Linked DNA regions of Homo sapiens: all the other regions are linked to region 2. Evidence: chromatin loops called from intact Hi-C (ENCODE). Cell type or tissue: IMR-90. All regions are shown on one strand. Each heading gives the region's core, and the rest is flanking DNA. Links, peaks and the distances in the headings are about the cores only.

Region 1 (10,721 bases), core at 3,100-8,099, 53 kb after region 2:
GAGACATGAGAAGCAGTAATCTTGGCTGACCCTCACTGAGCATTCACTGTGTACCTGTAGGAACCATGCTAAGAACTTGACATGCCTTATGCCATCTAATGACACAACTCTACAGGAAAGCACATTTTAAATCCCCATTTTCTAAATTGTGAAATTAGAGTTCAGCAACATTCCATGACTTGCCCAAGGACACAGAGATAGGAAATATTGGAACTGAGGAAATCAGTCTTTCTCTAGATCTATGGGTTTAATGTCTAAATGACTTTGTCTAGGCAAAAGAATGCAAGCTAAAAATAACAGATTCTTTCCTCATATTAAAATGAAACTTTGCACAGGGATGAAAGAAAAAAAAATCAAGATCTAAGTCCTCCATCCTTAAGTCCAACCTTACAATCAGGGTCTGCCTCGGCCTGATGGAGGAAGATGGAAATAGGAACAAAAGAGAAATGGTAAATGCACAGGTGTTAGCCACACTCCAGGGAGCCCCTGCTGTTCTGCAAGGGGAAGGAGGAGATGGCCTCAGCTCCAGTTAGCACTTCCCATCCCAAGACTATTGATCCAGTGAGACAGTGACACAGAGACAGCAGAGAGAATTAATAAATAAGTACTTGGAGCCATTACTGCTTCAGAATTACATATGCAACCAGCTAGTGGCCATTTTAAGATGAGGGAGGGGAGTGCATAGAGACGGTAAGAAAAAAAGGCAGAAATGTCTGTTGAACAATGGCAAAGAGTCAGACAAGTTTATTTGTTTGTTAGAGCTGGGAGATCTCAACTCCCTCGGGCAGAAGCCTGTTAGCCTCATCGCTGCAAGGTTTTTCCAGTTAGAGGCATAAATGAATACTTACGGGTTCTTGAACATATTATACACAATATGTAAAAGCAGACCCATGTATAATAATGTGTGGAAATGTCTTGGCCATATTTCTGATGCCAGAAGGTCTTGTAGCCAAAGTAGGAGTAAGTGTGGCATCTGAGACACATTCCAAGAGCCCCCATTCAGTTTGGTATCACCCAGACATTTTGGTACAAGCAAGCCCTTTTCAACCCATACACTCAACTTCCAGACCTCAAATCTCTCCACCTTTACTCATTGTCCCCATTCTAAGATCTAAACCAGCCTTCCTAGTTGTCACTTTTGCCTGAGGCTAATGTGACTTCACATTCCATGAGTCTGAATATATGAATTTTAAGAAATTACATGAGTGACGTGAATATCTTTGTGTAGATGGAACCCACTTGAATAATGCTTTTTAAGGTCATATTTTCTTACATTTGCCAATAAGAAATTCATGATAGAGTTTTTTTTCTTAAATGCTTCCCTAGTACCTTCATTACATATTCTGAATCAGAAAAATATGACTCTACAGAAACATGTATGTCACGTAAATTGTAAGCTGCACCTATATTGAAGTAAAATATGGGAAGAAGTTGTGGGACTGGATGCTGCTTAGGAAAGACATAATCTGGGGATCTAGTTGTCAGTATGGATGATAACTGATACCTACAGTTCTCAGCTTATATTGGGGTATTCCTCCACCACTGATTACCAATGCCAGATTCTGTTTCAGTGGAAAAAGCATAGGATATTAGTGGCGGAGAGCCAACTAGAATACATTTTGTTGACCCTCTTACTTCACAGATGAAGAATCTAAAATCTACAATGTTGAGTGACTTATTCAAGATCATGGAGCTTTGCAAGTTTGTTAAACATCCCAGGTCTCATAAACATTTTTAAACTTGGGCTCAGCCTATGTGACCCAACCTGCTGAGGATATGAAGTCATTACAAAAATTTTCTCTCATTGCCAGGCTAGGAAATGAAGGCCATTGAATACTGTTACCCAAAAAGGATTAGGGTGTCAGGGGCAGGTACAGGTGTTATGGGACTTGAAGTTTATAAAACTTCAAAGCTTCTCTGAGGGAAAACAATGCTAAGCTAAAAATATAAATTGGGTACAAAAAGAGAATATTTATTTAGAATGAGGAAATAAAATGTAATTAATTTTTTAAATGGACATGAGTTGGGCATGGTGGCTTGCACCTGTAGTCCCAGCTACTCAGGAGGCTGAGGCAGGAAGATCACTTGAGCCCAGGAGTTTGAGGCTGCAGTGAGCTATGATGGCACCACTGCACTCCAACCTGTGCAAAAGAGCAAGACACTGTCTCTAAATATAAAATAATAAGGTGGGAAAATATCAAATACATCACAAATACCAAAAAAGTAATGTTTTTATTAATTAACATCCTCACATGCCTATAATACTTGTTCCTCTACAATCTTTGCTGCATGCTCTTTAGTAACTTCTTCACATGACAAGGATTTTGTAAATTCTTTCCTATAGGAAAAACTCAAAAGCAATTCAGTCTTTCCTCTAGCATCATTGACCAAAATTCACCTTCTATTATTGACGGTTTAGAAAAAATTTTTTATTTTTTTTAGTTCCAGAAGTCATTCTCATGTAAACTATTAGGATAGTTGTCAAATCTTGGGGAACTTATCAAATTTCTTTTATACATATGAAGTGTAAGATGTGGAATAATTTTCCAAAAGCTAACTTCTGGCTCTATTTGAAATATTGTTATTCCCTGTATACCCACATACTCCTAATCTCAGACATCGTATCGGGATACCATCAGAACCATCCAGGCAAGAGGGAACCTGTACTTCACAGGAATACATTCTGCTCCTCTGCCCTTGGTGTCTCTCTGCACAGGGCAAGAAATCTGCAGGGCTAGGAGACATGTCTGCTCAAAACCCATGCCCCCTACTTCTTGATCTCACTCCAAGTACACAGGACCCTGGAATTTATTGGTGAAACAGAGCCTACCTAGATCTCTTCCTGGAGTCTTTCCTCCCAAGGGCAAAATGTATCCTCAAGTGTGATTATTCTTTGGCCAGCTTCAGAGCCATGGACAGAGCCCATGGAAGTGAAAGGCCCTGAAGCTTAAAATGCACTAGCCTCATGGCAAATCCACCTCTATGCAGAGGCTCTGCGATGAAGTCTTCTGCATCTTGTACCACAACCCAATCTGGAAGCTACTCCACCCACCAAAAGTACAGTCTATAAAAACTTCACCACTGCCTCAGCATGGCAACCATGCAGAGGAAGCAGTTAGAAAGAGATCAAAGAGATAAAAATGTGTGTGGCTCTGAACACTGTGAAATCTTCCTAGATAATGATTAAATGGCAGCAGATATCTTGCCTGTCTGTCCTTCTGAACCAACATGGCTCCATCTTGGCATTTCTCAGAGGAAAGCCCATGGCCATGTAGTGCCTTCAATGTTCCCATCTGGCAGAAGTTGGGCAACATTTCCAAAAATCTAATCTTTTCACATTCTCTTCTTTCTTCTTAACCTCACGTAGCACACCAGGCACCTGGACCCCTTAACAGACCAGAAGACTGGTCAGATGACCCTCTCTGGACGCAGTCAATAGAGGGCAAACTCCCACTCTCTTCATGCAGTGTGCATTGGAGTGAGGCAAGGAAGGGAGTGTGGGAGGAGTGGCCAAGGAAGGTTGCCCACCCTGGTCTAAAATGAAGACTTTTCAAGAAAAAACTGACCACTTTGGGGGCCTCTCGTGCACTGAGCATTAATTTCTCAATGCTTCTCCTCCCCAGCTCCCCTCTAACTCTTTGGCCCCTGTGCCCATGGTTGTCTCCTCATGCCACCACGGCATCTGCTCAGAGGACACCCGCCTGATGACCAAGATGAATCATGCTTAGGAAAGCTCCTGGGCAACCCTAGGCAATCCAGCAAAGCCCCCTAGACTTTCTCTAGCATGCACCCCTCCTCCCCACAACCACGGGGTCTTCAGGAGTTCTGGCCATCTCTCCTGACCCTCTGAGGTCCAATTTTCAAGCACTTTTATTCACATTCAAGGTACGAGATTAATAACACCCCCTACCTTAAGGTATATGTTTTGAAAAAGAGGACAATGTCTTAAGCAGAAGATTCAAAGTGAATGAACTTTAATTAAATGTCCAATAAAGAGAGATATAGATATGGATTTTAAGAAAAACTTCTAGGCATCTTAAAATAGGGTAGTCCATTTAATCCCCACATTTAAGCTTCCCTGTAATGGGAAGAAATAAATAAACTGAGAGCTTTGGGGTAGGAAGACAGGGTCGAGGGGTAACCTGGGAGGGGGCTGGGTGACTTGTTGCAAAAGTCAGAAGACCATGAGTCAGGGTGGGATCAGTATAACACTGTCATGAATTCTATCTTGCTGGCTTCTGTGCATGTGCTCCTGCGTGCGCGCGCGCGCGCACACACACACACACACACACACACACACACACACACACACACACGGTACAAATGCCTTTGTGGGAGGTGCTATTACCAACACCAAGTCTAAATCTAAGCCTCTCATTTTGTATTCCCTGCACTGTAAGGGGCAGCCCAAGGGGGCCGGGGTGGAGGGCGGGTGGGAGGCACATCTAGAAGAAGAAGGACAGATTTAAAAGGAAAGATTATTTATGAGGCCATGAAGACGTTCTTCCCAGACTCCTGAGTGCAGGAGTATGACTTATTTATTTTATTTTCGTTTGTAACCAAAACCTTCCCCTGACTCCCATTGGCCCCAGCTGAGAGGGGAGAGAGGGCCGGCCCGTCAGGCGTTGATCACCGGGCCAACGGGAGACAGTGTGGCGTGATGCTGACGCAGCCCACTGACAAGCCAGGGAGGCCCAGGGGAGCAGCTCTGAGCAGAGCAGCCAGAGCCAAGCAGGTAGAGAGCTGACAGCCGGGGAATTGCTAAGAGGCGCCGGGCTGGTGGGGGCAGGATGGTGAAACAGTTGGACTCGAGAGAAGGTGTGATTTGTGATGCACAAACTGTCGTTTACCCACTCCCCTTGGAGTCCTCTCCACGTCCCTCAGCTCCATCAACCTCTCTCCAGTTTAAATTTCCTCTCTCCCTTCCCCCTCCTGCATGCTCACTCCGTGGGTCCCCGCATTTCTATTCAATAATGTTTCTCTCCCTGTCTCCTTTTGGGAGAAGGAAGGGAGCAGATGAACACACATTAATAACATCAAAATGTCACATAAGTGATCAGCTGGAGGGGGCAGTCTCTCTGATGTCCTCAAGGCATCCTATTTAGGAATTGATATCTGCAGAGCCAGAAGAAAGCACAGCTGCTCTGGGGTACAGGCTAGGGAGTTAAGGGGATGGCTGTGTCAGTGTTGGGAATTCGTGCACTTACGGTGCAAAAGCACAAGGTGCATGAATTACCAAAGGCCTCAAGAACTGCCTGGTCCCACTCTCCTCCCTGGAGAGAGGCATCGCTGAGAAAACAGGAGCTTGTGTCTCCAGACTGGAGTTCTCTTTTAAGAAAATGGAAGTTGGGAGGGAAAGGGAGAGAAAAGCTTCAAGCCTATGGATAAGTCCTGAATCCTCCTCAGAATAGTGACCCCCGACATATGCACTGACGTGCCCATTTATTGAGAATCTCAGAATTCTTCGCAAAGGTGTCCCATTTAAGAAAATCCTCCATCCTTTTCAGGCAAAAGCAACAAACAGTAACAGAATAAAACTTTACTCATCAGATGGTGGTTACCAGTCTTTCCCTGCCATTTTTCTGGATGATGTTTAAAACCATGAGACTCCTGCTGGCCTTTCCCTTGTTACTGCACATAACCACATAGCCCTCTTACACTGGATGAAGCACTTTCTCCATAATGTTCACTTCTTTAATGACAGGATAGATGTTGCTGTTCTGACGACTGGAGTATTCAGACTGATGAGAACCACTGGTGATTCTCAGCAGTCCCAACATCACATGCTTCCTGTCCTGATGACCTGTGAGTCACCACTCCACCACCTCCCTATATGGGTGAGAGGTTACATCAGTCCCAGTCTATAGATGGAACAACACAGGCCCAATTGAGCAGATGTGCTTTCATGAGTCTGTCTCATACTATCTATTGCCAGGAAACAGGGTACAGTTGGAGACATATTGTTGCGTCATCTGAAGGCCTCATATTACAAGACACGACTATGAAGCTAGGCTTCACTCTATCACAGGAGTGGGAGCCTCAGACTTTAGCCCCTGGTTCCAATTCTGACACCTGCTTAGTATAGAAATACTTAGGTCCAGGAGTCAGAGGTTTGAGTTCTAGACTTAGAATTACCACTTAGCAATCACTTTCATCATGTCGCTCACCTGCTAAAAATCTTCCTATGGCTCCCTATTGCCCTTAAAATAAAATCCTAACCCCTCATCATGGAATTCAAGATTGTATCATCTGGCTTTTGCCATCTCTCTTACCCCATCTCACACCTCTCTCCCTCTCACTTGCTACTCCCCAGACACATCAGCCTATCTTTCTGTTCCTTTAAGTCACTCAGGCTGGTTCATACTTCATTGTCTTTGTACATGCTGTTCCCTCTGCCTACAATGTCCTAAAAGTGTCTGTAGTCTGCTAATCATTTCACCCTTAACAAATACTGCATTACTCAATAGGGAACACTCTCCCAGAAAAAGGTTTTTTTGGGGGGTTGGGAGGAGAATTTGAAATTTGATATATATTTTTAAAATCCAAGTAGTCATCATGGGGAAAATAAGAATCTGTCATTTGTTCATTAATTCATTCATTTAGCAGATATTTACCAGGCACCTTCTATGTTGGACTTCATTACACAACATGGTACTGTTTCTATTCGAATTACAATACACAAGCAGGGATGGGGAACTATGAGTTTTTAGAGCCTCTAGAAGTTCTAACCTAGCCCTGGCGTCAGCTCATGTGTCACCTCTTCAGAAATGCTTGTCCTGATCACATTATAAATTAGCTCTCCTTGCCTTCCCTCCACTTTCTAACACAAAACCCTGTTGTATAGAATAGAATAATATAATTTACCACTGCCCTAATTTGTTGATTGATGTATTTACTTATGTACCATCTGTCTCCACCAATTCATATTTAAGTTTCATGAAGGCATAACCTTGTCTCTCTTAGTCACCACCAGCACATAGAACAGTGCCTGGCACACAGACAGTGTTTGAAAAATGTCTGCTAAATAAATGAAGTAATGAATGAATGAATGTAGTCTTGGGCTAGTCGCTTAAACTCTCTGGGCCTTAGCTTTTTCATCTCTAAAATATGATCAATAACAACAACAACAAAAATACCTGCCTGAGTCAAAATGTTGGCAAGAGTTTGAAATAAAATATGTATAGACTCAATTTCCTAGAAAACAGAGCCTGAGGCAGGGATCAAGTGCTGGTGCTTTAAGTAGGAGGTACAATCCCTAGGCATTGGGAATGAGGGAAAAGGGAAAGAAAAAAAAACAGAAAGAATGAGAAGAAATAAAACACGGGTGGGCTCCTACATTGACTACTGCTTCGTGTGAAGCCACAAAGGGACACATTGGTCACTTGACAAGAGCATCCATTGGACCACACAGGACATCTTACATGGAGAAACTCTACCCTGAAGCAATGTATCAAGAGAGAACAGAACATTGGTCAATATTCACCCATTGGAGATTTTACCGCCCCACGCTTCCATATTGCCTTATCTTTACCCATGTCTCCCCAGTCTCCCCTGAAATCAACTCCTCTGTCCTTTAGTATGACATTTCACCCAAGCCTGGGAGTGTCTGGAAGAGACAGAGTCTCCAGATTGACCATGAGTGGTGAAACCCTGCAGCCCCACCCAAAACCCTTTGGCTTCAAAAGTGACAGCTACTTCAGAACAAGCAACTTCAGCGCAAGCAGGGGACAGGGAAGGATGAGAGACTCTCAGGCAGATGAGAGAATCCCACGAGGAAGAGAGGATGCATGCGAGATAGATTTGATACAGCATGAGAAAGTGGTTTAGAAACTATAAAGCTGCAAACAATGAAAAGTGATGTTGTTTTATTGGTCTTCTTTGAAATGCAACTGTCTTTCCATCTCATAGTCTCTGCACTTGTATAAGTTTGATGAGCTTTCAACTAGACTGCACAAATGAAGCCTTCCTTGTTTCCACTGTTACTGTTGAAACAGTACCTCTCTGAAACAAGCCACTTCATCTCCTCATAAAAAATCCTTATATCCAAAATAGGATCTCTAAATGGATTCTGTTAAAGTGGGGTTTTTTGCTTGCTGTATTTAGTTTCTATCCTTGAGAGAATGCAGCTAATATGAGCAATCCATATGGAAGATACTTTTCAAGTTACCTCCTTATCTTTTGATTCTCCCTCCATCAGTCTGCTTTTATAACATCAGCTTCCTTGGGGCCATTCTTGTATCGTCTACACAGTGATAAATTTTAACGCACCTCCAACATGTCATTAAATGTTAATAGCACAGAACCCATGTAATGGAAAGAATGAAAAGATTTCCCAGCCTGAAATGCCTCTGTCAGCAATTACATAACTTGTTGACATGTGGCCCCTTCATCAGGTTTATCTACAAATCCAAGACCCATACAATTAGGGGTCAACCTGAATTGGGGTCAACTGGAATTGGGTTCAGCCTGAACTGAGGAGCCACATGTGTTCTGGACTTTGATTGCATTCCAGAGCTCAGCTGAATAAAATGCCAGGCACATAGTAAGATACATACACAAACATAAACATATCATGTATATAATTCATTAAATATGTTACCAAATGAATGACTGTAGTCAGTTTAGAATGGAAATGCAAAAATTAAAAGCAAAAGCACAGGCTCTAGAACCAAAGTGCGTGGGTTCAAATCCCAGGTTTATCATAAACCAGCTAGTGTGACATTAGACAGTTGGCTTGACCTTTTTGTGCCTCTGTTTGTGCCTTGGTTTTTTTCTCCTGTAAAATGGGGATAACAGTCATACCTACCTCACAGGTTTGTTGTGATAATTAAATGACGTCGGTATTATAAGTCTTTTAGCCTAGTAAGAGTGCCTAGCGCACAGTGAACAAGGGATGCAGGTTAGCCTGGATGATAATTTCAACAGTGCTGCTAGCCACCCACCTGCCCACCCAAATCAGGAGAAGGGTGTCTCTTCAATCATGCCATCTGTCTTCACTAGTTCAACCAGACCCAGGCTTACATATGTTTAAAATCCAGTGTAAAACCTGCCTTTTAAAATTTGTGTAGCCAAAAAGAATCTCACACTAGGCATGGCATTTTCTGTCCCTTGGTGATAGACTGTGTTTTTAAACATGGTGGTATCAATTGATTTAAGTATTTTATTGAATAATTTTACTGTTCCTGTGCCCAGAGGCTTTTTAAAGCAGGGACCAATTTTTTAAATCAAATAGATAAATGTGTAGTCGTTGCACTTGAAATAAAAGCAGCACAAGCAGTAGGGCTAGAATTTCCACTTGAGCTGTATAACTATTTGCCTAATAGCCTGGAGGGTTTCCTAAAATTTAGGGAAGAAGCAGTGGGGGCTGGTGGCTGAACTTCACCGACACCATCTTAAGCCTTTTACACACCGTCACCCAGGCCTGAAACCTGTGTTCTCAAAGTACCTACCAGGATCTGGGCCACATGGGAATCATCTTATCCTCCTGGGGAGAGGTAATCTGACCTTAACTATTTCTTAAGTCCCTTTAACATTCAGCTGTGTCTCTCCCCTCAATGGTAGAATAATGAATAATGAGTCATCATTTTAGACTATTCCTGCAAACTGTTGCCTGTAACTATTTTGCACACTGCAAATCACCTTAATTTTAGTACAAAATAGCTCTCTACTATCCAAAATACTAACTTTTTTTATGGAAATACTGAAATTAAACAAATTAAAAATCAGCATCATTAATAGTAGAGCATTCTAACATTATATACCTCCTAATGTGATGCAATATGAGTGTACAGCATCACTTTTGAAGGATGTTCAACCCAAATTGGACCAAGCCTAAGGGATAAAGAAAAATGCTATGACCCAATAAAACAAGAAACATCTAGAATGTGGGATGTTCTACAAAATAGCTGGCCTAGTCTCTCAAAAAACACAATGTTGTGAGAAAAAAAAAAAGAGAGAGAGGGTGGGGTCTATTCTAGATTAAAAGTGACTAGAAACACTGAATGGAATCCATGACCTTAATGAATCTTGGTTTGAAAAATAACAGGTATAAAAGATACTTTGGGGATAACTGGGGAAATTTGAGTTTATTGGATGATATTAGAGAATTACTGTTAATGATCCTAGAAGTGACTATACTAAAGAATGTTTTTATTTTTTAAATTCATATATGTCTTTACACATAACTGAAAGTGCTATTACAGTGCCTAAGTTATTTACAACTGTGCAATAATGTGTTGTGAAATAAATTATCTAAAAGGCAGCAGAAATACATTGTGAATGTATATAAAACTGTAGCGTGTTCACAGATATATTTTTTATATAATTACTGGTTCTATAGTGTTTCAAGTTATGTTCTCAGAAAGAGAAACAAAATGCCCAAGATTAAAGAGAAAATATATGAACCATGTCCCAGCACCAGTGTCCCCAGCATCCCCAGCCCCAGTCTGAGGCCGTCTGGGTCTGCAGCTCCATGGCAACAGGGCCGTGGCTGGGATGGCACTCTTCTGACCCTCCAAACTGCAGGTCACTAAAAAGCTCTTATTTTTAGAAGATGCATATTGAAGTATTTAAATCCGAAGTATTACATCCAAATGGTTAGTAAAATATTAGCTATTCCTGAATCTAAGTAGTTAGTATATGGGTAAATCATTGTAATATATTTTCAGCTATTGTGTATGTTTGAAATTTTTCATAATAAAGAACTTTTGAAAGTTTTTTAA
Region 2 (10,721 bases), core at 3,430-8,429:
GTCATAGTCCTAGACAGGTGTTAGTATCTTTGTTTATCCCAGCCTTCCACACCTTGCAAGATCATTCAGCCTTCCTTCTAGAAATTTTATTCCCTTCTTTGATACACTGGATTGACTGAAAACAGGTTTTGCATATACTTCAAGAGAATAAAAATATTTTTTGCATTAAAAATAGAATCACCACAGGCACAGAGATAGTTAGACATTTAAACAAAGGGTATATCAAATCTTCTATTCTTCTAGCTAATCTATTTTCAGTACTGCCAGAAACACCTAACAAACTACAGTCTCACAAAATCAGAATCTGTGGTACTAGTATCATGTGGTGATGATTAACCTTGTCAACTTATTTTTTAAATAATCCTCATCGTTTATACCATTGTAGTAAAGGGTTCCCCTCTCCCATGCAGCAAGTCCAGAATGAAAGTGGGTTGTTCCCATGGCAACAGAATACAAGGCAGAGAACTCCAGAGAAGGGGGGCGGGTGCATCTCTACACTCAAGGCCATAGCTGCAAGAAAGCCCCAGGCTCCAGGATGGTGGCAGCAAAGAGATGCAACCTGCCATGACATCACACTGCCAGATGGCCTGCTGTTGACATAGGGTTCCCCCCCAACTAATTATTTGCATAAATCTGGATCATTCATTCAAAGAAAAATAAAGGATTCACTCAAGTATACATTGACGTACTTATTAGACAGTTTTTCTCTTTGAACAACTTAGTATTACAAACATTCCCCAAACACCAAGCACATAGTTGCCTTACACATGGAAGCTGTTTAAGAAGCATGTATTTCACGATATATTGGACCCCTTCCTGAACCAGGTATTGCTCAAGATCCAGAGGAGAGTTCTCTCTCTCCAGAGAGTTCACTGTTTAGTGGGTGGACAAGCATGTATAAAGATCCATAGAACCTTACATATCAGCTTAATGATAGACTTGCCCAGGGTATCACAGGGGTGAGAATTCAGGAGAGGAGACCACAACCCTGGAGAAATACATAGGAGGGGAGAAAGGAGACAACGTACGTGTCACATGACCCCGAGGATGAATGAGGAGCTATTGATGCTCCATTGTTTGCTCTGTCTGCTTGCTTTGAGATTGTTGGCGGAGCAAACAGCACAAGCAAAGACCCAAAGGCAAAAAGTAGCACAGTCTAAGTAGGGGAAGCATATGCAGTTTGCTTGTGTTGAACACAAATCTGTAAGGCAGGGACTGGAGGGAGCTGAAGCTAGAGACACAGGGAGCTAAGATGTTAAGAGAACATGTAAGTCCCTCCATCTGGAGAGCTTGGACTATATTTTCTGGGCAATGATGGCACCAACGTGATAAAGCCTGCTTTCTGGATAGACTCAACAGCAGTGAGGAGAGTTGCTTAACAGATAAGATTGGAGTCCAGAGGACCCGTCCCAAGACTGCTTCAAACATCCAGGCAAGAGACAATAAGAGCCTGACTTAGATGGAGGACTAGGGATGGAAGGGTGAGGAGACATTCTAGAAATATTTAGTGAGTAAAGTCACATAGCTTCTCAGCATGACTCACCTTCCCAAATTCCTAAGACTCAAATCTCCATCCACGTCTCCATACCAATTTCGACACTGAAGAAAACCTGGAGGGAGGAAGGATAAGATTTGCAGCGGCTAAAGCTCCTTCAATAGTACATAGCTTATACGGTACATTCGTTGAGCCACTTAAAATGATCAGAGTCACTTTAAACCTTATTGGCTGAGTCGATGAACAGGCAAAATATTTCTTTCTTGAATAGTCCAGTACATTGTTTTCCACAATTAGCGGTCACTGGGGTCGGAAAAAGAACGGAGGTTTTTAGAAAGATTCTGAACAATGTATCAATGCCAACTGAGAGTGGCAGGCACAACAAAACTGATAATGCTTCATATTGAGATAGGATCATTCCTCTGTGGCTTTCCTAGTTTCACAGTGAATATTAATTTTTAGAGCATTCCTATGAAGTAGAAAAGTGGCAAAGCAAGTTGGCTCCATTTCCGTGTGTGGGGCGGGGGTGGTAAGATACTAGTGCAGAGAGATGAACTGACTCGTCAGAGGCAAGGCTAGTTGGAGGAAATCCAGAGGGCAGTTTGGGCTTCTTGGTTTCTTCTGGTTTTATCATCTAAACCCATCCTAATGAGGTTACTGTCTTTAACTCAGCCTGTCCAGATCTCATCTAAAAAGAGGAAGCAAAGACCTGGGTAATTTTCCAGATAATTTCTTTAAAAGAGAAAAAAGCAACCTCTCTTTCCTCCAAATTGTTTATAATTGATGCAATACAGGAAGTCTCACTGCTTGTTAATGAGCTCCCAAACTCAAATTTTGCTATTTAATTTCTTTTTGAAATCTGCGTTTGCCCGAAATATCTCAGTAATTCAAGTGGAAAGGGAAGTTTTGCCTAAATTATGAAAATGACCTCAATTTCCTTCTTTGCGTAGCTAAGGGAGAAGTGGGCAGAACATGGTATCTGAGCTGTAGGAATCAAACCCTTCCCCATGGCCTGGGGTACATGGATCCCCTCTTGGTGTTGGGGAAACCCCACACTCAAGTTCAACATTGTCATCCTGTTTTCCGTCGTCAATCTGTAAGTCTTCATCCTTTACTCATTTGTATCTCCCAGGACTGCAACAGACACCACCTGCTTTGTTTCATTTATGCATTAGTAAAAACGTAGGACTTATACTAATGATTGGAAGAAATGACTCATTTCAAGTTCTTGCTACAGGGTCAGTCTTGGACACAGTTTATTTTGTATGTATATAAAATGGGTAAATTGAGCTAGCAGTGATGAAGCAAGGAAATGACTGCCCTGCCTGCTTTTTTGCCAAAGCACACGTCCCAGTTCTTTGTCTGACTCTAGTCCCTGTCATCTGCCAGTCTGCTTTTGTCTTTCCCTCATTCGGCCACTCTTCCCTTACTCCTTTCTTCTTGTATCTCTCGGGATAGAGCCACATGCCTCTGGACGGCTTCCATTCAGTGAGAACCTTGGATAACAAGGTGGTCCACAGGCAGCAGTTCAGCTGAAAAGCAGCAGCCCTATCCTGAAGCTATTTTGGAGGCAGACTATGAGTCGATAGCAGGACACCAACAGTTTGCCTCTTCACTGGGGCTCACAGATAAAAGCCTCAGATCTTGATGATGAACAGCGGCAGCTCCTTTGGGCGGGCATGTGGGCTGTCCTGCTGCTCCCGGCAGTCAGAAGAGCCAAGAACAAAAGATGTCCGCCAGGCCGCCCTGGTACCCAGCCGGAGCACACTGGGTGTCTTGCACACTCACATCCACACACTGCCCGACTCCCTGAGGCATGGAGATTGCTCTCTTCTGGATTCACACATCTCCCAAAAGGAAGAGCCCCTTTCTGAGATAAAATCACTGCATTTTTACACCCTGAACAATTAGACAAGATTTCCCAAAATGTAAGAGCAGTTAGTAGTTAGTAGACTCCATCCAAGGCGGTGAAGGCAGGAGGAGAGAAAAGGAGGGAGGAGGGAGAGGGTGGGGGAAGGAGAGCAGCAGCTTTGGAGTCTTTGTTTCTCTCCCATCTGGCTGAAAGCCAGAGGCGAAGATCGAAGAGACCTATCCTTTGTCCACTGATCTGACAGTCATCCCATGTTACCACTCGGCAAAATCAAAGTGAAATGCGTTCACACATTCACGTCCATCGCTCAAAAGGTTGCTATGAAATCTGTCTTCCTGTGCCTAATGGCAGCAGGATTTCTATGCAACAGTCCTGTTTTCAAGGTCATAATAAAATGAAGAGAGCTCCACTTTTTCCACTATAGTCCATCATTCTTAGCATGCTCCTGTCCTCCCAAGGACCCAAGCATGTGCTCTGTGACTTTAAGGGAAGAGAGAGTTCTTCCCAGCCTCTCTCTATCACGTCAGGTTAGGCTGTAGCATGTAAAGTTCCAGGCCATAAATAATTCAAAAGGCATGAAGAAGATTTTCTTCATTCTCCATCTATCTCTGCACACAACATCCCTCCCTCCCTTTCTGGCTTATAACAAATGCTAATTTAATCAACTGGCAGTAGATTGTACTGGTTGCTGACTCATGCCAGACACAGCCCCTATGGACTAACAGAGCTATGCCATCTCATTTGGAAATGAACAATGAAGAAGTGTGGTCCTGAGCTGACCACCTTCCTGCATTTGTCCTTTGTTTCCTCATTTTTCTACCCTCCTCCCCTAAAAAAAGGTTATTTACAAATGTATCCCCTGACATACACGCAAGCAATTTACATGGCAGCCACACCGCCTGCAAGGGGCTGAGCTACATGCAAGCTATGTGGCCTCTCAACTGCCTGTAAGGACACATGGGACTTCCCTAGTGGTCCTGAAAGCCGTTCTCTAGAAAGACCCTGTGCATGTGGCAGGGGGAAGGGGAGAGCAGGCAGTGCCGAGGGTGGGAAGGGCGGGAGGCAGAGCCTTGTTATCCAAGCTGTGAAAGCGCGTGTGTCAGTGAGAAAGCATGTGTGTTCTGAAACCGACAGCACCGGATGGAAGCTGATTAAAAAGTGTAGGGGAGCAGCTCCCCCAGGAGAAGTCTTTTTCACCTTACCAAGCTGGGCGGGAGTGGGGACTCTCAGACCCCTGGGAACAGTGGAGAAAGGAGAGTGGGAGAAGGAACTTTCCCAAAGACAAGACAGTGGGTGCAGCAGGTAGAAGGGCAGTGGGTGGAGAGGATAGAACATAAAGAAACGCCTCCAAAAGAAAGGACCAAGAGATACGGAGATATTTCTGGGAAGCCTAGGGAGCCCCATGGCCTATTTCCTTTTCCTTCTGCTCTTTCACTGTAGCTATAAATATTTATCTTATGAAGAAGCATCCTCCCTCCCCACCCCAGAGGGATTTATTTAAAGCCCACACCATCACGATCATGCAAATATTTGCTGAGTGCTATTGTATAGGGTCCTCTGTGAGGACACAGAAGATCGTTTACCTTCTCACCTTCCAATGCCTTGTAAAACACTTATGGTGTGCCAAGCACCATGCTGCCCCTTATTTTGTTAGCTTTCTCCTTTTAGCCACCCCCTCAGGTACACAGAGCTGGTAGCATGAGGCCCATTCTACAGAGAGCTGGAGCTCCGGGAAAGGGCTAGCGGATGGCACAGTCATGGCTGACACTATTTCCACCAGACACCCTGCTCCCTGGGGGTTTACACACAGGAGGTCTAGCTGCTTAGACATTAGGTTATCACCTATTAAGCAAATGGAGAAGCAAAACTTCAGAATTTCTGGAAGGGTCTGACCCATCTGGTCACCAGACCCTGCCCACAGTGCTGACTATCCCTGCTATTCTTCTGGTCTTGAATTGTCAATGAACGCTTTTATGTGCAATTGTACACCTCCCCAGCCCACCACCACCACATCGGATTGCAACTCCTCCTGGCCAGGAGCTGAGTCTGGGGAGCTTTTGTGTTTCCTGACAAGGCTAAGAGGAAAGGCTTGCAGAGAACAAATTCAAATTTTCTGGTTGATTGCAAGCACACTTTCAGTCTCTTAAAACGAGAAACCCTACCCCAGCCACCTTTATTTCCAAATCCTCACGTTGAGGCTGGTGTCTGCCGTGGTGGTTCTCCCAGGATGGTAGCTGTGTCTGCATTCCTTTGGGTTGTTTTTTGGGCGTATGTGCATATGTGTGTGCACACATGTGTGTGTCTCAGACTGTATTGTTACATGCCCTTCTTCGAGGGTTTTTCTCTACGAGGCTCCCTGCTGACAAGCAGGACATGCACAATGGCAAAAGTGCTTTTTCTCTTAGACCAATGAGAATTCATAATCCACTTCCTACAGAAGCCCAGAAAGGGAACCAAACAAGCAGCCCTCTTCTCCCCCAGCATCCTGAGTCATGTCACAAATATTCTACACTCTTTTCTTCTAATTTATGTTGCTACAACTTCAAGGTCATTGGGAAGCTAGGAAAGAATTGGCCCTGCCTGGGGGAGGCTTTTGCACCCAGCACACAGCATTCTAACTGCCCCTGCTTCACTGCCAAGAAGGGAAGGTGTGGTTCACTTTGTCCTTATTTGACCAGAGGCTAGGCATGGAATGCTGCCTCAGTGCCTGGACTGTAAACTCCTGAGGCGGTCATAAATAGGCACTCGGCCTGGTATGGCTTCTTGGCTAAACATTTGCACAGTAACACAAATGAGGCAGCAGACATGAGTCAGGAGGGAGAAATCAGCTCAAGAAGGGGTGGGGGCTGGAGCTTAGGCTTCTCAAGCCTTTGAGATGATGCTTTAGCCAGAGATACTCAGCTGAGCCTCCAGGGACAGACTGCGGGCCCTCCCCCATGCACTGCACCACCTGCCAGATACATTTGCAAAGCAGCTTGTAAGACCAGCTAAGTAAAGAGCTACTTGTCCATACTCCATGCATGAGGCCAACAAGGACCTTGTGTGTTTCTGAAAGGGGCAATAAAAAGACATTAATTATTTTATCCAGATTGAACATTCACAGTTTCATCCAAGGTTATATACAAGCTGAGAACTTAAAGCTCAGGGATGATACTGACCCTGCAAGGTTAAGTCTGGTAGAAATATGAAAAGATAATAGTTATATCATTCCAGTGATCATTGTTAAGTGCTCAGTGATCAGTGGATCACCAGATTTATCCTTGCTTCCCAGAGACAGGGTGCCAGTGGCTGGTGGCCAGAAGTTTTTAAGCCCACACAGCATGTTTCCTATTCTCTGCTGGGGACAATGAAAGGGAGAGCCTCTCCCAGCTGCTACATGCCACCCTCTAAAGATCAGAAATAAAGTATGTGCTGAAGAAATGAATGGATTATTTCCTTTATTCATTCACAATAAAACACAGTGCTGCCCCGATATTGTGTTTCTCCATAGTAAGTCTGCCTCCCTCTGCTCCTGTTTAACAATTACGGTTTGCTAGGACTGCAAAGACCACAGATTGGGTGGCTTAAACAACAGAAATTTATTATCTCACAGTTCTGGAGGCTAGAAGCCCAAGATGAAGATGTCAGCAGGGGTGGTTGCTTCTAAGGGTGTCTCTCTTTGGCTTGCAGATGATCACCTTCCTGTGACATCTTCACAGGTCTTCCATCTTCACAGGTCTTCCCTCTGTGTCTGTCTACATCCTAACTTCTTCTTACAAGGACACCAGATATCATGGACACCATGGATTAGGGCCCACCCATATGAGATCATTTCATTTTCCCTCTTTAAAGACCCTATTTCTAAATGCAACCACATCTCGAGGTGCAGGGAGTTAGGACTTTAACACATAACACAATTCATTCCAATAACAACAATTATAATTTTTTGGTGTCACAGGGCCAAATAGCTTAGTCCCCTCCTCTCTGTGTCTGCATAAACATTTTGGCAAACGCAAATACTGCCCCTGACACAGACAGACACAGGATCTGCCCTTACCATGTCTGCCCACACCCTCTCTCCAAAAAAGGCTCTATCAAATAATTCCATGGCGTTTCAGGTTGTAACAACAGAAAAAAAGGTCTTTTTCTTTACGTATGAATTTTCTAGTCAGTCTTTCTACTGCTGAAGGAAAGGGGCAGTGACAATGCCTTGCCCTTTGTTCATTTATTCCTACCACCTGATTCACTTGTTTTGGTATGAAGGCAGCTTCTGTCTGGCTGTCTCATTATCAACATCACATGTGAGCAGTTTATTTTGGTAATAGAATGAGGTTTCATTTATTTTGAACATAAACTGAGATTCAGCATTTCACCAGCCCAAGTTGTAGGAAAAACTCCAAGTGGCAGGGTTATACCTGGTTCTCTTCATCCTGCGTCTTTCCTCCACCAGGTAACCCCAGATCCCATGAGGTGGCAGTGTCACCATTGCCCCAGCCCAGAGTCATTTCAAGGAGGAGCAGGTCACTTCCTGATTCCCAAAGCATCTGCCTGTACCATTGAAAACTTATTCCTGCTCAGGTAAGTCCTAACTATCCGTCCAGCCCCACACAGCCCTTTTCAAGAGCAGGAATGCTGAGCTCATGGGATGAATTTTGGTCCCATAACTACAGAATAGTTAAATGGGTAAGCATCAAGAAAGAACACACCTGTGATATTTTTGATGCTTTAAAAACTCTCATTTAAAATGTCCTGTCCCTCAACCCATGTTGAGTGTGTGTGTTTTGTTTTTTGAAATACTCCTCTGAGCTCAGCACACTAGAGACATGACAAATTTGGTGTTTTGAACCATATGCCCGTTTGAATTGTAGAGATGCACATTGGTTAGGTTTTTAGAGCACCTTCTGGTAAATTAAGTCAGAGGTAGATATCAATGCTGGTATATACTCAAGCAGACAAGGAAAATTAATTGCAAGAATGGGGCGGGAAAATATCTTCCATTTATCTTCTTCCTATTTCAAAATTCAAACCTACATTTCTAGAGATTTAAAGATATGACGATAAGGAAGTTTTAATTGGCCAAGATTTGAAGCTAAAGAGGCTAACCTCAAGGAATTAGTATTATTTGTTTATCTACTACTTATGGGGTATAGAGCTGTATACTGAGTCATAGTTAGACATGTAAATCTCTATCGTCCAGGATCACATCATCAGAGTAAAGAGACCAAAGATGCTTGAAACTGTAACAATGGAAAGCAGGAAAACCTGATCAGTTCCAACTGGGCAGGATGGACATTCCGTTTGGGGTTCAGAGTGGGAATGATCACTGCAGTGAAGGGGTCTCAGAGGAGGTGACATTTGAATTTGGATTAGGGGCTTGGAGTGGGAGAATGATATGCCAAAACTGTTGTCAGGGGTGAGTTCCCTAGCACAGGGCACAGGATGTGCGGGGGCAGGTGGGGAGCAAGCTTGGGAGGCAAGCTTATAGACCCTTGCCACGGCCCAGGCACAAGGCAATTCACACGGGAGCTGAGGTATGGCAGTGGTGAGTAGAGGCAGAGATGGGTGGGTAGAGGAAGAGACAGCATCTGTGAAGAAGAATAAGCAGAGCTTTGAGTCTACCGACTGTGAGGAACAGAGGACAGGGACCAGGGTCCTGACCACCGACCAGCTTTCAAAGGAAGACGGCTGCCCACGGGGAAGGTCTGGCTCCTAGACCTTCTTCCTAGCTGGGCAGCTGTCTCAGCTCCCTCTACTTCTCACATGCTCTTAAAATAGCAGAACTGTCCAGCATGCTGGGCTTTCCAGTGGAGTCCAGGCCACCCCAAGAATATAGCCCTGCCCTCTGAACAGGTAGGAAGAATGTTCAGGGCACAGGTATGAATTATCCAGGGGCAGTTGTCAAACAAAAAGTCCCAGAGCTCCCTCTGGCTTCAACCCCAAAGCAAGATCTCCATTCCAACTGTACTCAATCAAGTGGACATAGTCCAGCTATGACTGGGATCATTTGGACTTCATATCACATATCTTTGTCCCCTTTTGGATATTGTCGTGATTTTTTTTGTCGGCCCCTGTTACGCATCTATTGTCTTCATTCCCCTTTTCCAATATCCCTTATTTCTATTTGAATTTCTCATATGATCCTGGGACTTACGTGGTCTAGGTGAGGTTAATCAGGCATTCCATCCACCTGTTCTTGTTGACATATTTAAGCTTCTGGTTCAAATGTCACCTGAAGCCAGATACCTCTAAACTTTTCATTTATATGAAATAACTTCCCTTTATTGTTTGAGCTAGTTTGAGCTCGGTACCCTCTGCTTGCACGTAAAAAGTCCCTGACGTGGCCCAGTGTGGTGGCTCATGCTTGTAATTTAAGCACTTTGGGAGGCTGAGGTGGGTGGATCACCTGAGGTCAGGAGTTCAAGAACAGCCTGGCCAACAAGGTGAAACCCCATTTCTACTAAAAATACAAAATTAGCTGAGCATGGTGGTGCACACCTGTAATCCCAGCTACTTGGGAGGCTGAGGCAGGAGAATCACTTGAACCCTGGAGGCAGAGGTTACGTTGAGCCAAGATAGTGCCATTGCACTCCAGCCTGGGCAAAAAGAGTGAAACTCCGTCTCAAAAAGTCCCTGATGCAGGCTCCTTGTTTAATTATGTTATTGTAGAAAGGGCTCTGGGAAGGAAGACAGAACATGGTCACTCCAGGCCCTACTCTGGCATGAACCGGGCCTGTGTCCTTTGTCAAAGCTCTGTATCTCTCTGGGCTTCAGTTTCTTCATCTTAATGTGATGAGTTGTTCAAGCCAGTTGTTAGTGATCCTTCTAGCATTGGCATTCTGACTCACAACACCCCTGTATATTGAGACTCTAGTGAGTTTGGCCATGCACCTCATGATCTGCCTCAGTCTGACTCCACGCCGTGGCCTATGAATACCAGGTAGACTGCCACCACCAAAGACACTGAGGAATTAAATGTGGTACCAGATTTGAACACATGTAGACATGAATGGACAGTAGCATGCACATAGGTTGGATAGTTAGAGTGTTTTCTTTTCTTTTTTTAGGGCAGAGAGGACATTGGCAAGCATGAGAAAGGCATGGGCTGGGGTCAATATGTCTAAAATGTCACTTTTAGACATATTGATCTGGGCTGAATAAAAGATAACCAAAAAAGAAGGATCCAACTCACTGTGGGAGATTTCACACTTAAAGGGAGGTTCTCAAACTTGAATTAGCATCATAATAGCCAGGTAATTTTGAGATGGGTAAGGATAAACAGAGAGCCAGAAATAGAGAGAAAAACCTACCTGGAGATGTTCAGCTGGAGGCAGTGACACAGCTGTGAGAGCTGAAACTGGGGACCAAATTATATCCCTG
Region 3 (10,721 bases), core at 2,928-7,927, 78 kb before region 2:
AAATGCAAAAAAAGTAGCCGGGCGTGGTGGCGGGCGCCTGTAGTCCCAGCTACTCCGGAGGCTGAGGCAGGAGAATGGCATGAACCCGGGAGGCGGAGCTTGCAGTGAGCCGAGATCGCACCAGTGTACTCCAGCCTGGGCGACAGAGCGAGACTCCGCCTCAAAAAAAAAAAAAAAAAAAAAAAAAAAAAAATTCCTCCATTTGTGCCATCTAAATGGGAGAAATAATGCTTCAATGCCCCTCTCAGAATGCTTCACAATTCCCCTAACTCTCTTCTCCTCCCGCTTTGCAATGCTCAAAGATTGTTTGAAGCAAATGTGGTCATGCTTTATACTGTGTCATTTCATTTTGGCTTCTCCCAAACTGGGCATCGTGGAAGGTATGCCCTTAGCTGCTCTGCCTCCCTTTGGTCATTATTTGGGAAGCCAGTGCAATCTCATTTGATGAAGACCAAAAGGTAGCATAACTCAGAGAGGCTTACTCCTCTTACCCAATTTGTCCAAATGGGAAATTCCACCCAGCTCTCGTTGTGCCACATATAAGCCCCAATCCTTTCCTTTTCTGTGATATCAATTTTCAATCTTTGAGGAATATTCATGTTAAAGCAATCCTCTTTTGTTTTGTCCTTTCTACATGTTCAAAACTATTATTTTAAAAAACAATTTATTAAAGAACATACAAAATATCTTTAATAAAATTTTAAAATAATATTGCTTTCTATAGTATTGTTTGGACACCATATTGTTCGTGCTGGATTCTGTCAGCTTGGCCTAAACAGGAGCAGATGATATTAGCTCAAATGATATCAAATGTGCTTGAAAGAATATAGAAGTTCTAACGCACGTAGAAAAATTTTCATAATTAAAATTACCAAAATCTACCCAAAGAATATGAGATGTTCTCAAAGAACCCACTTTACAGAGGGATTTAGAGTAATATATTTTTCAGAATTTAAGGCACTTCTCAATCTATTAAGAAACAGTTACTGTTACATTTATCACATTTTAAGGGAAACTATAATCTTGAATATTGTAACATTTCAAAAGGTGATATAATAACAGGCCTTTTTGTGAACTAGTAACAGCATTAGCCAAAGGAAAGCTAAAGAGTAAGGACTGGTTAAATATAACTTTCTTCCACACTGCCCTGGGGTAACTGTTGTCCTAAGTGACCTTTAAAGATAATTTAGAATGGAAACAGATCTACTTTAGTAGCTTTACTAAGTATTTGACAACCTAGAATTTCCCCTTTTTGATTTGTCTTTACCATAGCAACCTTCTGATCTGTGATTTCCTCTTTTGAATGAACTGACTTATATGAGATTTCCCTTTGTAAACACATAGTATCTATTTTTATTTATTTACATACTTGTTTCTTATTTCTTTTATTCCAGAGAGGAAGTATGAACAAATACAATAAAATACAGGAACTACAATACAAAAAAAAAGTATTAAATAAAAGACAGAAGTCAAATACCAGAGGATAAGGGAGAAAGAAATATAGTAGATATACATTGTTATTCTAGCTCCTTGTAACTTTGCTTAGTGTGAATCAATGCCCCTAGAGCACAGAATCTCACCTATTTATGGTTATTTACTGGAAAAAATTTTCAACATTGCTATATGTTTAAAAAGTTGATGATAAATTGTTAAAAAAATTAACTTTGAAGTCATAGAGAAAAGAGGTGGAGGAGGCAGCAGATAAAGGGGAGAAGGAGGAAAGGGAAAAGAAGTGTGAAAGTAAGACCAGTTTTGAGTGAGGGTGTGTGTGTGTGTGTGTGTGTGTCTGTGTGTCCACACAAATGAACCTTCTTTTCTCATTTTGATGTTCCTTCTGCAGGTATTGAAGGAAGCTAGTTTAGAATAATTTATTGAATGCTCACTAAGTGCTGAGTGCTGTACTAAATGCTCTTACATGATTCTCTCATTTAATCCTCCAAACAACATCAGGAAATAGATATTATTGGCATCATCCTTATTTTATTAAGCGGTTAAGTAAATTGCTCAAAATTACAGAGCACAGAAGGAGTACAGCCTGGATTTGAACCCAATGAGCCTGGATTTCAAATTTTAGAGTCCTAACTTTTAAGCTGAAACTAACAATAAGGGCAAAAGTAACAAGGTCCTCAGAACATGTCTGTGTTTTTTACTCCTTTTTTGCATCCCCTAAAACCTGGCACCATGCTTGACACAGAATACTTAATACACACTTATTACATGATCATATGTCACAGAAAGAAACAATAGTACTCATTTGGTTACATTTTTCTCTATGTTCTCCATCCTTCCTGCATGATTTCTATCCATTTGTCCATCCATCCATCAATAAATACAATGCAAGGATCCATGATGACTTATGAAGAATGGAACGGGTTCAAAGATTAGGGAGATATCAGCAAGAACCATATATATTTAGAACATGTAGATTGCAACCAAAATTCAAATAAAATTTTTTAATGTTTTTTGCTCCTTAATGTAGACTTAGCTTTAAACATTTGCTATGTCAGTGTTTTCTAAAACTTGCAGTTATTCTGTAACACATCCCCAGTCTCTACATGTATCTGAATTTTACCCACACTTCCACAGATTTAACTAATTTCTCCTAATGTTTGCAGGACAAAACTAAGGAAATGTCTAGACCCTCAGGGTAAGGGAAGCCCCTAGAGACCGGCATGTGAATCACAAACTCAAATGCTTATGGACCAGACAGGTAACCTCAATGAGTAAGGTGGGCCAGGTGAGGATGTTGGATAATTGGAGGACGCACATTCCATTTAAAGGTGATGGCTACTGCTCAACTCCAGCCATCTGTGACAATACAGATCCACCATGTGCTGCTAGATCATCTTATCTTTCAAAGAAAGCAAAAAAAAAGAAAAAGAATTTTTTTTGTGTGAAATCTCCTGATTTTTAAATTTTGACAAGGAATCCAGATATACAAGAAAAAAAAAATATTTCACATAGAACAAAAACTACACAATAGCAGACCAAATTTGGCCAATGGGCAACCAACATGTGACTTCTGTGGGAGTACCTACCCCTTCCTCAAAGCAGTAGGGATGCCTACTTGTTGGTCTGCTTGGCAACATCCTTCACCACGAATTATCCCACCAGCTATGGCTTAAGCATTTAGGTGAGCAGGGGCCCCCATGCAACCCACCTGAAGGAGGCCATTCCATTTCCAGGTGGCTCATAGTCATCTAAGACTGAGCTGTAGTCCAGCAGACCTCTACTTTATTCATATTGGGGATGTTCTGTCTTCTGTAGCATCCCCAAAATACATCTCTTTTCTTTTTCATATACCAGCCCTTAAAGAACGTGAAGGCAATTATCAATTTTCAGGGGCTGCTGTGAGGAATACTAGAAGGAAATCTATTATTTCAAGTGTGGTCCAACCAGTGCAGAGACAGAGTTGGGTTCTATTTTCCTTTGTTTCCAATACTGTGTTTCTATCAAGGCAACCTAAATCTAATTTTGTTTTGTAAGTGCATCTCATGGTTAACTTATATTAAATTTATAATAAACTAAAAACCTATAGGCCTCCCTCATTCTTGCTATTTTACCCCAAGACAGGACCTTTATGTGTACTTATTAAACTTCATCTTTTTATATTTGGCTCATTTCCTTTCTGTCAAAATCTTTTTTAGATTCTTGATTTTATGGTCTAAAACATTTGCTATCCTTCTCGATTCCATATCACTTATAAATTGGATAGGCCTGATAATAACAGCTAACATATATAAAGTTTGCTATGTGCCAGGCACTGTTCTGAATGCTTTACATATATTATTTCATGCTCACAACTGTCTCATTTAGCTACTAATCATATACCTATTATACACATATAAGAAAACTGTGGCACAGAGATGTTAAGTAACTGATCCTGGACCACACAACATCTAAGTGATAGGAACAGGTGAGGTGACTCCAAAGCCTGCAAGCTTAGTTGGTATCCTTTGCTTTACCCCATCAGATCTCAGAGGGCAGTGTAGATAGACAACACTAGAATGATAAACCCTTTTAAAAACTGCCCTCCTGTAATCCCAGCACTTTTGGAAGCCAAGGTGGGAGGATCACAACGTCAGGAGTTTGAGACCAGCCTGGCCAATATGGTGAAACCCCATCTCTACTAAAAATACAAAAATTAGCTGGGCGTGGTGGCAGGCACATATAGTCCCAGCTACTCATGAGGCTGAGGCAGGAGAATCACTTGAACCTGGGAGGCGGAGGTTGCAGTGAGCCAAGACTGTGCCACTGCACTCCAGCCTGGGCAACAGAGTGAGACTCCATCTCAAAAAAAAAAAAAAAAAAAAAAAAAAAAACCAAAAATAATAAAAATTGGCCGGGCACGGTGGCTCACATCTGTAATCCCAGCACTTTGAGAGGCCAAGGCAGGTGGATTACGAGGTCAAGAGATCGAGACTGTCGTGGCTAACATGATGAAACCCCGTCTCTACTAAAAATACAAAAATTAGCTGGGTATGGTGATGCGTGCCTGTAGTCTCAGCTACTCGGGAGGCTGAGGCAGGAGAACTGCTTGAATCCAGGAGGTGGAGGTTGCAGTGAGCCGAGATCGTGCCACTGCACTCCAGCCTGGTGACAGAGTGAGACTCCGTCTGGAAAAAAAAAAAAAAAAAAAAAAAAAAGCTCTATTAAAATGCTAAGAGCATAGATTATTAATCCCATTTATCAGATTAAAAAAGCTGAGGCTTGGAGGTTAAAGCAACTTGTGTGAAACCACGTAGGAAGTTGCGGCAAAGTGAGTGCTAGTCCCCAAACCCCTTGCACTCTTTCTACTGCCTAACTTTATCCCCAACATGCTGTTACTTCAAATCTGATTAGTGTTGGAGGGAGAGCTACCCATCCTGTGGCCACTCATTAAGTGCAAGCGTTTTCTCCCTGGTGGAAAATGCTCTTGATTATTTACGCCCTTCCCCCACTTTTTTTCTTTGCTACCAGAATCCTAATGCTCTGATTGAAATATGTTCAGTTAAATATATACTTGCCTGGCCTCCCTTGTAGTCAGGGAAGCCAGGGGCACAGTTCTGGCTAATAATGTATGAAAACAAGTCTTCTGGTATGCATTAGTTTTCTGGGGCTGCCATTGCAAAGTACCAAAACCTGGGTGGCTTCTGGAAAGGCAATGTATTGTCCCATAGTTCTGGAGGCTAGAAGTCTGAAATCAAGATGTTTGTAAGCTTGGCTCTGAGGGAAGGATCTACTCCAGGCCTCTCTCCCTGGCTTGTAGATGCATGCTTCTCATTCACATGGTTCTCTCCTAGTATGCATGTCTCTGTGTCCACATTTCCCTTTTTTATATTGGGTTAGGGTCCACCCCAATGACCGTCACCCTTTTAATTTGATTACCTCTGTAAAGACCTATCTCCAAGTAAGTTCAGATTCACAAAGAACAAAAACTATGCTGATTCAGAGGTACTGGAGGTTGGGAAAAACATATCTGGCTTTGGAGAGGACAACACTCAACCCATAATGAGGGGGGCTGGTATGGGTTGCTGGGGAAGCTTTTGCTTTCTTTGTAAAAGGGGACAACCATGGTGTGCCTTCCTTCCACTGCCCCTCCTTCTCTCTGCCTTATATACTGCCTCAGTAGTTGGAGCTACCCAGCCATGTCATTATTATGAGAGAATGACCCAGAGAACTAAGGAACTGAACCTATACCAGAAACTGCCTGAGTCTGGATATCTTGTTACATAAGAAAAATAAACCCCTATGCTAAAAGTCATGTAGTTGGGTTTTCTGTTACTCATAGCCAAACACATTCCTAACATATTACCATTCTCAAAAATCTAGCTTTGTATGATTTTATCAAATAATACCAATTAATCCAAAGTAATTATCAGGCTATGTTTACAAATGATTTAGATGGAGAATGGGGTTGAGCAAATCAAGCAATGAAATGTTTTGAAAACAATGTCTAAGAAAAATATGTTCACTGTGAAATACTATACAGCCATAAAAAGAATGCAATCATGTCTTTTACAACAACATAGATGCTGCTGGAGGCCACTATCCTAAGCAAGTTAATGCAGGAACAGAAAACCAAATACCACATGTTCTCACTTATAAGGGGGAGCTAAACATTGGCTGCTCATAGACTAAAGAGGGCAACAATAGTCAGTAGGGACTACTCGAATGGAGAGGAAGGGAGTGGAACAAGGGTTAAAAACAACCACCAATTGGCAACTATGCTCAGTACCTGGGTGATGGGATCAATCGTACCGCAAACCTCAGCATCATGCAATATACCCATGTAACAAACCCACACATGTACCTCCTAAATCTAAAATTTTTAAGTTGAAATTATTTTTTAAAAAGTGTGTATGTTGAAAGCTGTGCACCAACAGCTTCAAGCTTCCTATTGTTGCTTGTTTTTGAAGGTGACTGGTGTCTTCCAGGCCCCAATGTTGTTCTTGAAAAGCCAATAAAAAAGATCCTGTTTGCTATTCTTAGCATTTATATATACTAAGGCTGGTGTGAGAAAGAATAAGGTCATGGGTTGTTACCCTCAACGGTGGACATTTTAGCAAGTCCCTCTGTGTATTTTGATGATTGAACATGAAATCATCTCTGCGGTTAAATTTTATTGCTTTCAATGCACCTCGGTTTCCCTTCTCATGCTGGGTCCTGTAATGATCTTTCTGGAGTTTGTTTGGAAAGTCAAAGAAGTCTGACAATGGTGGCTGTTTTGTCTCCAGGTATTGCGAGTGTGAAAGAAACCATTGGGGACGGGGCAAGATATCCTGCCAATGAGCCAGGTAGGATGTCCTTTGAACAGGACAGGGCCTAGGGTAGGGCATGGAGTCGCACTCTCAGTGTTGTGCAAGCTCAGGCTTAGTGCCTGCAGGCCCTGAAGCTGGGTGCCTCTTAAGTGTTCACCCTGGATGCTTCTCTTGCCTCTCCCTAGTCCTAGCCCTGCCTCTGAGTAAGAATAATCTCTAATGGACACCATTATCCTCTTGCACTCATTTTAGTCGTTGTATGTCTGCTTCTAGGTTCTAACCTGGAAGTTTTAATTAGTTTTAGTTGAACAGCTATTTTTTAAAGCCATAATCCCGAGAACACATTGAGAGAGGAAGAGATTTTCATTCTTTCATACCCAGGCATTTAATATTTTACAATGGTAACTCTAAATAACTGAGTACCTAGGTTTGAGGCACTGTACTCATATTGCATAGGTGTGTTGCATATATAATGTGCAAAACTCACTAAGAAATTCTGCAACCTAGGCATTCATAGCCCAACCGAGAGATGAAATGCCAGGCCCAGGCCCCACAGAGGAGAGGGCCACTCTCCAACATAAGACTATCTTGCTCCACGTCGACTTGCTGCCTGTTTGACTCCCCTCCCTTCGGGCCTCAAAATCTCTGCTTTCTAAACTTTTCTGGTATTAACTGCCTCAATCACCACAAATACTATCTCTGTATCTCCTGGTCAAATTTTTCTTACTTGACTAAAAGATTTTATTATTGCTTTGCTTCTGTGGTTTCTTTCTCTTTTCCACTCAAAAAAAAGAAAATCATTGAGTTGAGAGTAGATCAGTATGTCAAGTTTTCTCAAAACATTCTTTAAAGCCATTTTCTGACTTAAATGTCTAGAAGGCAAAGCTAAATGGGGCCACCAGGTAAGAAAGCAGGACAGCTCCACACACTTAGGGGAATGAGGAGGGAGAAAATGGAAAGAAAAAATATCTTATTAGGTTTTGTAGGTCAGGGAAATCCTTTCTAGCCTGGATTTTAAAACTTCTGAATTTTAATTGAAAGTATTTCTCCAGGGTATTTACTTTAACATGACTGTGCACTCTCAAAAAAAATTCCCTATCCATGTAAGAAAAATAGTACAAATTCCAGGAAGGCAAAATTGCATTAGAAGGAAGAATTTGATGATGTGCCCTTTCTGCTTCGGACAGTAACCATGAAATTGCTGGCAGCCGCAAAAGCTTCCAGACTTCTATTGAGCATCTCTGCTGGGAAAAACATAATGCTTCAGGGTATGATACATGACTCCATACTCCCACCTAGGAATCACCATTAATTCTTAAAAGAAGTGAGCAATATTCCCCTCAAGATTTATGACCATCCACTAAAGAAAATGTCCCCAAATTTGACAGTAGAAGATTGGTTTAATCTGGGGGCTGTTGTTAGAAAGGTATGAAAGTTAATGAACAAAACTTGACGTCTCCCTGATTTCTCCAGTTTTGACCTCAAATGCAAAATAATGCTTGTTCCCTGTATAACACACACACACACACACACACACACACACACACACACACTCTCTCTCTCTCTCTCTCTCTCTCTCCAAAAGATAGAAATTCTCAGTTGCTCACTTATAACAAGCACAGAATCAAATGCTAAGTGTTAACCACTCATCTTTTAAAAATTCATGTCTACAGAGTACATCTTGGCCCAAACTAGAAATTACTTTATTCTCTTCTTTCTGCATGTTGACTTTTTATCATAACTGTTAACATCATTCTTAGTAATAATGAGGATTATAAGAATACACTGGTTTAAATAGTGTTATCTGTCTTTCTGACTCAATGTATATTTTTATATTGTATCTCCTTATCTTCATTGCATTCCTATAAAGCAGGTTGCTTATCATTTCTGATTTATAGATGTAAAAACCAGGGCATTGCAAAGCAAGATGATATGAAGTCAAATAGTAATGAAAAAATTGGTCCTTTTACCCACTCTCTATATTAGAATTAATTCACTCCCCCTGAAATTCAGGAAATGGGCTGGGGTGCGGTGGCTCACGCCTGTAATCCCAGCACTTTGGGAGGCCGAGGGAGGCAGATCACCTGAGGTCAGGAGTTCAAGAGCAGCCTGGCCAACATGACGAAACCCCATCTCTACTAAAAATACAAAAAGTCGCTGGGTGTGGTGGTGGGCGCCTATAATCCCAGCTACTCAGGAGGCTGAGGCAAGAGAATTGCTTGAACCTGGGAGGCAGAGGTGGCAGTGAGCCTAGATCGCGCCACTACACTCTAGCCTGGGGACAGAGCGAGACTCTGTCTCAAAAAAAAAAAAAAAAGAAAGAAAAAGAAAAAAGAAACAAATAACAACAACAACAAAAAACACAAGACAGAAAATGGAGTGTAACAATACATAAAAAAGAATTTTCAGTTGAAAAAGTGATTTAGCCTTAGCACATGTTTCCAAATTAGGGGTCTTTCTTTCAAATTGCCTTTAAACATAGTACAGAAAACGGGGTAATTTGGGTGCTTTCAAAGCTGACCCACCTGAACCAGGGCATTTTAGGACAACCTTGTAGGAACTCTGAGTCAAATTCTTGTGATGCTATGACTAAGTATCATGCTTTGGCTGCTTTCCCCCACCTCTTACTCAGATTCCCCCAGCCCCCTTCTTAAGGAGAATCCCTTTAACCCCTCCTAGGAAATATCCCTTCCCATAGCACTTCAGAGTCTTTGCGGCAACTCTGCTGCAATGTCCCCACTTGACACTGTGCTCCTTGTTGTGGTGTTAGGGCTAAGTTTCCCTTTCATGGGACTCCAAGCTAGAAGTTGGTCTCAGCACTAATGAAAGATGCACAGTATGTCCATTGCTCAGTCAGCCGTTCTGATCCACTGCTGAGGTTGCAGGTGTTCCTTGTCTCCAGGTTGCTGCTTGATTCGTGGGAACCACCCCCAATCCCCCTCCCACTTTCCACTCAGGTTCTGTTCTACAAGTCTCAGGGATCTCTGCACCACAGGAGACTCAGAGACAACAGGATATGGGTATGGTCATAACCTTCCACTGTCAGCATGTAGAACATAGGATGATTCAGCTCCACCATGAAATGAGAAGATAGAGGGAGGGAAACCATCCACTGTCTGCAACCTGAGAGACTGTTCACCTCCCCCCTCAGCAGCGGTAGGGTAGAAGTGGCACTAACCGATCTAATATTCAGGTAGTCAGGGTTCTAATTCTAGCTCGGGCACTTTCTTTGCCTCAATTTTTACATTTAGACCTAACAACTTTTTTTTCCTGGTAATGACTGTCCATCAGCCACATGTTCCTAGATTTTAGTATAATATTTTTACTGGGCAGTTATTGGATTTTGGTCATCTAGCATCTGTAACTGCTTGCTTTGATAACTGTACTCTGACTTTCCTCTGAGAACTCCGTCTGCTCTAGTCACAGCCCATGAGCTCCAGGATGGAGTTGATGTCTTCTCAGCTCCAGGTATGAAGCATGTGAACCGACCCTGACCCATCAGCAGTTCCTATTTCCTTGGGTTACGTGGTTGATTCAGAGATGGGCAGCCAATCAGAGTGAATTTCAGAACTTTCCTAGACGCTGCCTGAAGAGACTTGCTCTAGCTCCATCAATCTGAGTGTTGGGTGTTGTCATGCTTGGAGCCTAAAGCCACTGAACCATATCACGTACAGTCTGAGAATGAGCCAGCCTATGAGAAGCAATGAAGCAGAGCCAAGAAATGGATCCTGGTGGCTTTGTTGAGGGCTGAATCACACTGACCCGAAGCTGTACCTGTTCTTGTACCTTTAGAAACAAAACCCTTTTGCCAGGTGCGGTGGCTCACACCTGTAATCCCAGCAGTTTGGGAGGCTGAGGCAGGTGGATCACCTGAGGTCAGGAGTTTGAGACTAGCCTGGCCAACATGGTGAAACTCCATCTCTACTAAAAATACAAAAAATTAGCCGGACGCGGTGGCAGGCACCTGTGTTTCCAGCTACT

Evidence for each region. Peaks named below come from ENCODE experiments on the same cell type or tissue, not always from the same donor. Only the 100,000 strongest peaks of a DNase experiment are listed, where the experiment ranks them.
Region 1: it touches region 2 in a loop (3.0-fold over the local background); 4 of 110 quality-filtered maps call a loop at or near these places.
Region 3: it touches region 2 in a loop (5-fold over the local background); 4 of 110 quality-filtered maps call a loop at or near these places.

What each region holds. Positions count from the first base shown.
Region 1 is chr2:207,305,796-207,316,516 of GRCh38, forward strand. No RefSeq gene overlaps it. Among named protein-coding and RNA genes, the nearest start is that of MIR1302-4, 42 kb to the left of the region's middle. RefSeq lists an enhancer at 4,561-5,310. In IMR-90, for the core only: a CTCF peak has its summit at 5,631; DNase peaks (open chromatin) are centred at 4,256, 4,646 and 5,816; H3K27ac peaks cover 2,039 bases.
Region 2 is chr2:207,252,646-207,263,366 of GRCh38, forward strand. LINC01802 (long intergenic non-protein coding RNA 1802) reads left to right here and starts at 7,800. Exons shown (of 3, transcript NR_146973.1): 1 at 7,800-7,922. It overlaps MYOSLID-AS1 (MYOSLID antisense RNA 1), which reads right to left and starts at 1,671. Exons shown (of 4, transcript NR_110283.1): 1 at 1,544-1,671. In IMR-90, for the core only: a CTCF peak has its summit at 6,258; DNase peaks (open chromatin) are centred at 4,006, 4,466 and 6,116; H3K27ac peaks cover 4,155 bases.
Region 3 is chr2:207,175,200-207,185,920 of GRCh38, forward strand. No RefSeq gene overlaps it. Among named protein-coding and RNA genes, the nearest start is that of MIR7845, 14 kb to the left of the region's middle. In IMR-90, for the core only: no CTCF peak of the experiment used is centred there; a DNase peak (open chromatin) is centred at 5,702; H3K27ac peaks cover 594 bases.